2 separate regions of the Homo sapiens genome follow, and region 2 is linked to region 1. Evidence: read pairs that join two places in POLR2A ChIA-PET (ENCODE). Cell type or tissue: GM12878. All regions are shown on one strand. Each heading gives the region's core, and the rest is flanking DNA. Links, peaks and the distances in the headings are about the cores only. Region 1 has its middle 78 kb from the start of EFNA5. Region 2 has its middle 140 kb from the start of EFNA5.

Region 1 (5,384 bases), core at 159-5,158:
GATTTTCTGCAGGCTGGAGCTCCTTATTTCTTGGCATGGGTGCTTCTCTGCTGAGGTTTCCAGTGTGTTATCATACTGGCTGCACTTCTGTGGACCTGCCAAGAGTCTACCATTATTAAGACATTTGCGATTGGTTGATTCAATAAGCTGATTAATCAACATTATTAGTTTATCCATTGTTTTCAAACCAGTTCTGTTTCTACCTTTGTCCAAAATTTGAAAGAGACCCCATAGCTTTTCTATTGTGGGAAATAAGAGTAGTCCTTTTAGACATTTAAAAACTAATAACTCTGTAACTCCAGTTCGGTCCATCCCAATTTGCTCAACATTCCAAATATATGTCCAGTTTAGGGCTTATCCCCTCCTGCCAAGATCTGACCCAGTCTCAGAAGCCTGGAGTTGGGGGACAGAGTATGACTGTATATTTATTGTTTCATAGCTGTTTCTCCTTTTCTCACTGGCTGCTGTTTCCCATGACTTAGTGCTGGGCTGAGGAAGAAGAGACTATGGGAACGTGGCTGACACAGTTAAAAGTGCTGATGCCTTCGAAGTATAATGGATATACAAAGCTGATTCTCTCCTTTACATGACACCATTATATGTTCTTTGAGGTGCTTTGCTGATGACATCTAAACCAGTTCTTCTCAAAGTATAGTCCGTAAATTACACAATTATTATCACCTAGGAGCTTGTTAGAAATACACATTTTTGAGTCTCACCTCAGTCCTAAGGAATCAGAATTTCTAGGAGGTGTGGCTGAGGAAATTTGTTTTAACAGGTTCCCAGGGTAATTCTAATGCAGGCTAAAGTTTGAGAAGCATTGATCTAGATAGTGGTTTATCCTCTGGCTGGTCACTTACAAGGCCTGGGTTTGGGGGCACATTGCACCTCTAGGCCTGTGTTTTCCTGTGAGCTGAGCCCACAGGTGAACTGCAGGACACGACAGCTTTTTCCCAGTTTCCTCCCAACATTATCCTTTCCTCTCTGCTGTACTTCTCAGAGGTCCCTGAACCCAGTTGTCCATCTTACACTTCTGGGATGAGGCAGGTGTTAAGCGTCTCTGCTCCAAACTCCAGGAGATAAGAACAAAGCTCTCAGGGAGTTCTAAGCGTCCCTCTCTTGATTTAAGGAGTGGAGAATGTTCCTCTTTTTTCTCTCCCATTGAAGTGAGTGATAGGCCCATGCAAACAAAACCAGATTTACTGTCCATTAGCTGTTCCACAAAAGTGATCTAGCATTTCCATTTGGGATGTAGAAGGACTTGATACCTCTTGTATTATTCATGGCGTTTGGGGTCTGTTGCAAAAATCTGAGAAGCACAGAAGTCACATTTAACATCTTCTTGGACATGGCAACCAAAACTCAATCCAATAAGATGGCTCTTCTTTGTCGTACACACTCCTTTTAGGTATGCAGTCAAAGTTCACATTGACCACATCATATCACTGATATAAGAGATATACTGTCAATTTCCTTAAATTATTTTCCCTTATGCTCCTGTTGTCATGTCTGCCCAAATTTATTCTTAGCTGGGTCTTTGTGTTACTTTTTAAATACATTTTTGCTTCTCTTTCATATTTACCATGGTTATGGCCCCTTCTTGCCTTCTTGTGTGCATACGTTGTGGAGCTCATAGAACTTTCCAGCACTGACTTTTCTAATATCCAGATTATCTGTGTTACACACATTCAGGTAAAATGATCACAGTTCCCATTATTGGCAATATTTTCCCCTTCTTGTTGATCAGAATTAAGAAGAGATTACTAATCCCCTGATCCATTCCTCTACATCTGAAAAACGAAATTATCATCAAGGCAAATGAAGAATTTATCAGAAGTTTTGCTGTCATTACATCAAACATCCTGCAGATGCTTATTACACATCTGTGCTATCTACCCTTCCTGGTTGGACATTCACTGCTGCTCAGCAATTTATTTCTTAACCCTTTATTCCTCTCTCCATGAAGATTATGCCAAATCTTCTTCATTCCTATAAGTTCAGGCACCATTTGTTCCCCTCACTCCCCATAAATGATTCCACATCCAGTGGACTAAAAGAATTGTCAGACAATATGAGATCCCTGAACTTTCCTCCTCTCTACCTCAAAAATCTCTCTGTAATTTGACTTTGTTACTCTTTCCTCTAAGACCATGTCTCCATCTTTGTCATTTTTTCCCACCCCACTTGGGGATCCCATTTATTTTTCTCTTTAATCTGTCTCTCTGCATTAGCTATATAAGTCTCATATCCCAAAAACCAACCAACAAGAAAACATGCTGTGACCATCATGTCCTTTTCCCATGTCCCACTTCTGTTGATCCACCTCTGCTCACTTTCCTCCATTCTTCTAATAAAGTTTCTTCAAAGCCAGTCGATGATCTAATCACAGATTCCAAGATCTTTTCTTATTTTTTCATCCTTATGGAACCATGTCCTTTTTATGTTAAAATGTATACTCCTGACTCTCCCCTGGGCATGCAAAAAGTACTCAATGTATTTCAATCCCAGTGATTACAATTTCATCAATTTTAAAACTGACCTCCCTACTGCTAGTTTCTTTGTTTATTTTAAACTCTGTTGCTGGAATTACTTTCCTAAAAGAAATTCAACCTTTGCTGAAAAATCTTAAATAATCTAACTCCAATATTTATTTCCAGCCTTATTACCTACTGTCTAATTTTTTTTTTTGACACACCAACTAGTGAATGACACAACAAGGAACCATTTCCTCTTCTCCAAGGTGTTTTCATTTCTTCAAGCATTGGATTATGCTACTTTTTCATTTAGAATTTCCTTCCTTCCAAGTTGTTTATGTCACAATACTACTTATTCTTTTATATCCCTCACAAATGTTACCTTTCTTCAAAGCTTTACCACGTTCCTTTAAATGAGGGCAACTTCTTTCTTCTGAATTCCTATAGTCCATTGACATGGCCTTATGTTATACATTCAAATACACAAGTGTGAATAATTACTAAATTTAGAGAGTGTAATATTTTTTCCAAAATAACTACATCTTTCCAATACAAGATAAACAATATAAACTACTCCACTTTTTGTCTTGCATTAGATTAGACAAAATACCATCTGAGAATTGGGAAAACTATAATTTTCTTTAGGTTTTTGCCTGTAATTTGTAAAACAACAGAAAACATTCCTGTGGACCTGTTTAAAATTTTTCCCAGATGCCGTAATTTCAGTACTCTATGATGATGCCTTCATGACACCCACTGAATATTCAGATGTTGAAAAATCTGGAGGATGGGAATTAGAATGATTAGCACTTTTGGAAGTAGGCCCTTTGTGGAAGTAATTTATATATTAAGAGGGAGGAGGAAGAAGAAGAGGGAGGAGGAAGAGGAGCTGGAACTGGAATTATTTGATGTAGAAAAGAAAATGCAGGGGCAGAAAATATTAGCAATTAGTTTCTGAGTATCTTAAAAAAAACTATTATATGAGTGAGTGACAGTGAGAAGCTGTTTCATGTTCCTACTTAAGAGTAGGACAAATGCTTTTGGGCTACTGCAACAAAAAATCCAAAAAGGCATTAGGAGAAGTCTTCAGACTCTAAAGTTGGTAAAATTGTGGTGTATGATAACAGGTTGTCAATGCAGGGAAAAAGACATCTTTCTGCACTGGGGGTCAGGGTGGTATCCTGTATGGAAGAAAAGATGCTGTAGATGAGGCTTATTCAAGCTTTTTATCTATTCCAATGAGATCCTACATGTAGGGAAAGAAGTGATTCATTCTATCACACAGTATTGAGACAGCTTTTTCAGAAAATGTAAGTTAATTATCTGATCTGCACCTAAAGAAGAAAGGAAGGTTCTGAGAACATGGCATTGTGAGTGGATAGATGCACAGTCTGAAACCAGACAGTTTGGTTGCTTCTCCAGGATCATCACATCCTAGCTTTGTGACCCTGGAAAGATTTTAAACTGCTCTAAGAATCAGTTTCCTCCTCTGCAAACTGGTGATAATAGAGATGTGAGTAGTCACGGAGATGATACTCGATAAATGTCAACTTTTATTATTTTATTAGACATATAGCACCTTCTAGGCACTATGTTAGGCATTTTCCCAATCATTATTTCCTTCACAGAGCAGTCATCCAAGGCTTCTATAAAATAGGATGATATGATGACTTTTCACCAGAGTTATGTTCTTTAATTAAAAATGAAAGCCCTAGGTATCAAAGACCAGCCTGCTGAGTTCCCTGACCTTTCCCAACCATGAGACATTTCCCTGATATCTGCAGCACGTCTTTGACATCTGGGACAGAAGACCAATTTGCCTCCACCCCCACGTGGCTCCACCTGTCACCATTATTATGTGATCTTTATCAAATTAAACTGAGAATGTACTAATCTTTTTTCATTATGCTTCCAACCAAAGCCACCAAGCTCACAAATATGGTGTCTGTTTAATAAAATGAATTGATACAGGAAAGAAAATTCTGGTATTTAATTTCATATCTTCAAGACAATATTTATATCAACTAATATATTCATGTTCTATTTGAGCTATAATATATTTCTCATCACCTGATGAACTTGTGACAGAGGGTCTGTTTGTAGCCAGTGGTTAATACAGAGTGTATTTTCCTCTGGGTCATTGCCCCTTCCTTTCTTCTTCTACAATTTACCTTCAGAAAAAAAGCCATTTTCACAAAAGCCATTTTGAGAGTCAGTTAAATGTGCAGGATGCTAAAATTACATATGTACTTGTATCAGAGTTTACATGTGTGTGTGCACGCGCACGTGTGCACGCATTTGTGTATCCTTTTTAAAGAAAAGTTTGTATTCCCAGGAGCAAGGATAATGAGGCATATGCTCTATTCCTAGCAAAACAACAAGCTCAGTACCAAGTGTTAGATATAGCTTAATGTAAAATATATTAATAACTCTCTCTATGCTAATAGTGAGATTTAAAAATCCAAACCATAGGGTTGAATTTATATGGCTAAATCAGAAAAAGCCATCATAATTGGAATTTCAGCAACATGTTTGGATGATAGAAATCAGTGGGGCATGACAATCTTTACTTTGAGTTATACATAAAGGTATCTTAGGACTTGAATAAGACATGCATAGTGTATAAAGAAATCCTGAGACACTGTGAAAATAGTTTACCACTGTGAAGAGAAAAAGGGAAGGTTAAATTACTTTGGCTATAAAACCACATGTAATGCAAAAACCCACTGAACCAACTTTGTTTTCCAGATGTCTTCAGAACTGCATAATTGCAGAATTTTGAGAAGTATATGAAGATGGTTTCAGGATGTGCCTGATACTTTGCGTCAGAAAGAGCAACAATAATGATAAATTTTTAAATGATCCTAGAATGGACAAAGGAAGTACTATTGCATTAGATTCAGTAAAGCA
Region 2 (5,384 bases), core at 60-5,059, 65 kb after region 1:
ATACTTGGAACTCAAGAATGCTGGTAATGAGCCTGATGGCAAGTTGGAAATGGGTTTTCAATACGATCACTTGACAAACATGATTTTTACGACTTTGAGCTTCAACCACAGGCCATGTTATTGGACAGACATGTGAATAGGTAAATGTCTAACTACTATTTCTGTATTTCTATAATATTCTTCCCTTTGGGGCCATCAGGACAATCTACCAGGTCTAGGAATCAGACTACTTTCTGAATCTGAAAGGGGGCTGATGGCAGCTACCAGGATTTGGGAACTAGGAAGAACGAATAATGACAAAACAGTTTAAGAAAAGATGAAAGAACTACTTTGGAGCAGAATTGGCTAGAAGAAATGTTAATGGCCTGCCTTCATGGTGTTGTACAGAAAATGAAATACTGAGAAGCCACAAAGAGAGCCCATCCCTGTGGTATAACTGTGAGGCATAATAGGAGGAATTTAAAAAGAAAAACTTGAGACAGGCATTAGGAAACAGACAGAACTTCCATATTCCCAGAAAGAAGGTGAGCACATTGAAGGCATTTAAAAACTGAGGTTGAATTAAACTCTAGGAAATATTTTCTCTTGTCGGCAACAATTCTCTGCTGGCCCAGTGGGACAGAGTACATCATCTAACGAGACATTTTTATTTCTAATTTCTTTAACTCCATGGAAAATCCTTCCTGAATTCTCCGCAACTCTCTGTGGTGTTTACTAAGTGAAATAACTTAGTGCCCTCCACAGCCTTCACTAACTTAGTATCCATTCGCTCTTCCAAATCAATAATAAACACATTAAATAACATTGGTCCCCATACAGACCCCAAATGCACCACACTATTAACCTCTCTCCACTCCAGGAAACCAGCAGTCACTCTGTCTCCCACGGCTTAGCTGGTTTTGTAGAAATCTCCAGCCTTTGACTGCTCCTGCCCAGCTGAAAGAAGGGTCTAACTCCACTTCTGCTCTTTCCTGGTTAACACTGCAGGGCTCTCTGGTGGAAGCCTGCACCCCTGGGGCAGTGGCTGCAGGTAACACTAGTCTATTTGATGGGAGGCCTAAGAGTTTCAGCAAGGAAGGAAAGCAAGATGGAAAAAAGTTTATTGTTCTTACTGAAAACCCAATTGCACTGCCATTTTTCAATTCCATTGAGAAATGTCAATGTTCTTTCCCACCGTCTGGCGGAGGCAGATTTGACCAGGTGTCTCCACACAGAGTGGGTTCTCACAGTTGGGCTGCGTGTGTGTCATAAAGCTAAATAAGGAGCCAGTTCAGTCCGCCACCCCCCTTCGCTTCTGCCGGCCAGACACACTTCCCCATATGACAGTCTTATAAATAGCTGCTAAGCAGCTGGTCCTCCTCTCACCTCCTGACTCTGTCAGAATCCCCCACTAGAAGCCCCTGACAGTCATGCAGCTGGGAGCTCCCCTTTTCTCTTCTTCTCTCCTCTCCACTCCCTACCTCTGACATATGGCCGCCACCTCAACAATGCCCACTGAAACCAGCCAGGGACTGACTTCCATGGGAGAAGGGATCAAGCAGGCTGAGGGCTGGATCTGACCACTGAAGCAAACTGTCACCCAAGTAAACAGGGGAATGGAAGGTTGGGAGACACCACAGTGAGACACCAGGCAGCCCACAGTACAGCGGCCAGATGGCTGACCCAGCAAAAATCCCAGGAATCTTTCTGGAGTGAGTCAAACATTATAAATATCTGTGGGACTCCGTGATGCTTCTAACTATATATGTACATATTCGAAAATAGTTTTGGACAAATAAATATAGGATGAAATGTATTATTATTAACTTTTACAAAGTTCCAACAATGTGTTCAGAGTTCAAATGAGGGTAGGATTTAGGATAAAGAAAATACAGGAAACAATTAAAGATTTGGAAGCCAATACATGATAAGAAGATAACAAAACAGAAATGGTGCTTTGTTTCTAAATATTGTTGGTTTTCATGAAAGAAGAAGCTCTAGCTGATAGGGTATTATAGCTGCAGGTATGGGCAGAGAGAGTCAAGTCAATTTCACAGGAACTTATTGAGTGCCCACTATGTGCTAGGCACAGGGAATGCAGAGTTATCCCCAGCCTTGATCAGCCCAGACAAGTAGAAGGCCAGTAGATGTTATAGAAGGTGGAAAGGTCAATTTTGCTTTTGGGGTAGAGAGTCGTGGAAGTCTACAGAGAGGACACAGGACAATCTAGGCTGTAGGAATAGCAGGAGTTCAGGCAAGAAGATGCCCACGTTCCCACAGGTCTAAGAAACAGTGGACAGGTCCCCCTGGCATAGCAGGTATAGTGTGGGAGGCGGGGACCTGCTCAAGCATGCTGGAGTGGGCATGCGGCTTGGGGAAGAGGACTTAGACATGAGAAAATGAAACCATTGAACAAAGTGTGCAGTAACCACAAGCTAATGCTGAAATTTCAGATCTCAGTTGTCACCTAAAGAACTCACCCCTTCTTGGTTCTCCTCACATAGGCTATTCTGAAAGTTTATTTTTATTTATTTATTGAGACAGAGTCTCACTCCATCACCAGGCTGGAGTGCAGTGCACTATGTTGGCTCACTGCAACCTCTGCCTCCCAGGTTCAAGCGATTCTTGTGCCTCAGCCTCCCATGTAGTTGGGACAATAGGCACCTGCCGTCAAGCCTGGCTAATTTTTGTATTTTTAGTAGAGAAGGGGTTTCTCCATGTTGACCAGGCTGGTCTCGAACTCCTGGTCTCAAGTGATCCACCCACCTCAGCCTCCCAAAGTGTTGGAATTAGGCATGACCCACCACACGCGGCCTAATCCGAATGTTCAAATAGATCATAGTTTAAATCTCCTATCAAAGAGTCATCCTTGAACCATGGACCCCTCAAGCATTTCCCAACATGCCCGCACATTTCACAGGAAGTGCATAGTTGTAGCTGCCACTGAGGGACCCTGCACAAAGTGTTCCAAAGTTCTGCCCTGGCAGTGCTGGACCTGGACCCCCTCCAGGGTTAACACCACCATCTGGATATTTCACCGGCAGTGCTGAAGCCAGAGGGCATGGAGGACACAGACCACCAGAGATAGTTAGTGGTTTCCTTTGGGAAAGATCAGGGCTTGAGTCCTGAGGCTGGGGAGGGGCAGCCTCAGTCTTTGAGGATTTAGTGGGGCCCAGCAGGGATTTGGCAGACAGGGCTGGACAGAAGCTGAGTATGCTTTCTTCTGAGGTCAGCCAAATCATCACACTCTCAGGGACACCTTCCCCAGCCCTTTATTACATATTCTGATGGAACTGTGAACCTTTTCTGCATACTACCATTGTCACTGTATGGTTGTTAATTGACATCTGTTCTCTTCTCCTAGAGCACAATCCGCAGATTGGCTTTGCTCTCTGTTGAATCCCCTGTTTCCAGCACCCTGCTGGGCACGCACTAGACACTCAGGAAGTAACTGTTTCTTGAAGGATTATCAGAGCTAATGTTTATTGAGAATTTTGTATTCTACCATTTAATCCTCAACAACCACTTGTGAAATAAGTAATATTAATTAATCCCATTTTACAGATGAGTAAACGGAGACTCAAAGGATTAAGTGACTTGCCAAATGCTAATGAGTGGTGGAGTGGGGCTTGAACTCTGGTAGTCTGACTGTTGAGTCTGGGAGAGGCCATGTGGCAGGTCTGGTGGCAGAAGAGGAACCAGAGTGGCCCAGAATAAGGAAGGCAGAGAAAGTGGTGGCTCTGGGGGCAGGGATGTGGGGAGATCCTTTCTCCCATTTAAGCTTACGGGACCCAGATTTCTGGCATCACTGCTAGATCGCCTCTGCTTCAGCTGTTCAGGGAGTATTTTAGCGAGTGAATGAGTCTGGACATCCTTAACAGATGCTGCCCGCCCACGTGGACTGGTCTTCCAGCCGCTCACTGCTGAGCTGAAGCTGTTGAACGTTTCCTCAGGCATCCCCTCCACAGCAGGGCCTTCCAGCAAACCCGCAGGCTTCCTGGGTGCTGCCTTGACCTAGGTCCTGTTCTCAGGAGCTTCTCCACGACAGGCGAGAGGCCAGGTGCTGGGCTAGTTCCTAGGACATTGAGGTGATGACATTAACTAAGGCTGTCTCCACAAGCTTAAGTCAGAAGTGTCCCAAAACCTGGGGGCCTGGGAATTCAAATGGTCCCCAGCAAGTCTGATTCTTTCTCCATCTCAAAGCTATTCTGTTACCCTTAAGTCTTACTTTGACACCACATGGACAGTAATTTGTGATGTTCTGAAAGTCGGAATGGCTTCCTCGGTGTAGCTTTCTAAAATGAACTGAACTTCAACCTGTGCTAAGCACTCTACATGCATTCATTTCATCCTCACGGTTTTACAGACAAATCAACCAAGCCTCAGAGGGGCGAAGGCGCTTACTCAATGTCACTCAGGGAGTGAATGGTGAAGCTGGAGTGAGAGTCTAGATCTTTCTTAATGTAGAGTCAAAGATCCTGGCAACCAGCGTATCCTGGGGTAATAGCCCATTATGGCTGCCAGGATACTATATGTATAATTTTTTATATTTTTGGCATTGAGAATAAGATTTTTGAACAGTCAAATCTATCACCTGAAATGTCGTGAGGAGTTAATGTGAAGATTTCTTTCTTAATCAACAATTTGATTGTTTAATGGCCTTATTATTTTTTTAGAAAATAAGACTCAGACTACATATCTCATCTTGGTCTGCAATACTAATTCTAGGATGCCTCAACTTTAGTTCTTAGAGCAAAATGCAAGGGCAAAAATGGGAAGTAACACTGTCTGAATGGTATCATTTGGGGATTTTTTTTCTTTGTGATGCTCATAATCGAACAACAGCTTTTGTCTAAAAAATTAAATGTGACAAGAAATTAATCCACATTGTGATCTAATTATTTTTAGAATTATGAGAAAAATGTAAGGTGTCTCAACTATTTAATTTTGAAAAGTGTCTATGGAAATTAACTTTCACTGCCTTTCATAAGGATTTTAGTTTTCTTGCCATCCTTAAATGGCATTTTCAACAATCACTAATATGGCTATTGCTGTCACGTAAGGTCACTGGCATGTGAGGTAGGGTTTCTTGCAAAGCCTGACTTTAAAGAACATGTGACGTATCATGCTCTAGACTACTTTAAAGTGTAATTTATCAAATTAATGAATTAGAATTCAGGGGCTAATCAAAGAACCAACCAGTTTCTTAATTTTCTTTACATCTCTGAAGAATCAACCGTTAAGCAGGAATGAACACCAAACACAGGGAGATTTCTGGTGGTACGTTAAAAGCAAACATCACTCTGACCCTTGAAAATGAGATTAGAATAAGACCAAAAATAATGGAAAAGTGGTTACTGAATGAAAAATATTTGGGGAAAAATGAGTTCACAATTGTGACATTT

What was found. Peaks named below come from ENCODE experiments on the same cell type or tissue, not always from the same donor. Only the 100,000 strongest peaks of a DNase experiment are listed, where the experiment ranks them.
Region 2: POLR2A ChIA-PET joins it to region 1 with 5 read pairs; 2 of 35 experiments call an interaction of 5 or more read pairs at or near these places.

What each region holds. Positions count from the first base shown.
Region 1 is chr5:107,746,144-107,751,527 of GRCh38, forward strand. No RefSeq gene overlaps it. Among named protein-coding and RNA genes, the nearest start is that of EFNA5, 78 kb to the left of the region's middle. In GM12878, for the core only: no CTCF peak of the experiment used is centred there; no DNase peak of the experiment used is centred there; H3K27me3 peaks cover 120 bases.
Region 2 is chr5:107,811,419-107,816,802 of GRCh38, forward strand. No RefSeq gene overlaps it. Among named protein-coding and RNA genes, the nearest start is that of EFNA5, 140 kb to the left of the region's middle. RefSeq lists enhancers at 1,039-1,148, 1,249-1,348, 2,066-2,265. In GM12878, for the core only: no CTCF peak of the experiment used is centred there; DNase peaks (open chromatin) are centred at 1,283 and 2,383; H3K4me3 peaks cover 834 bases; H3K27ac peaks cover 2,367 bases.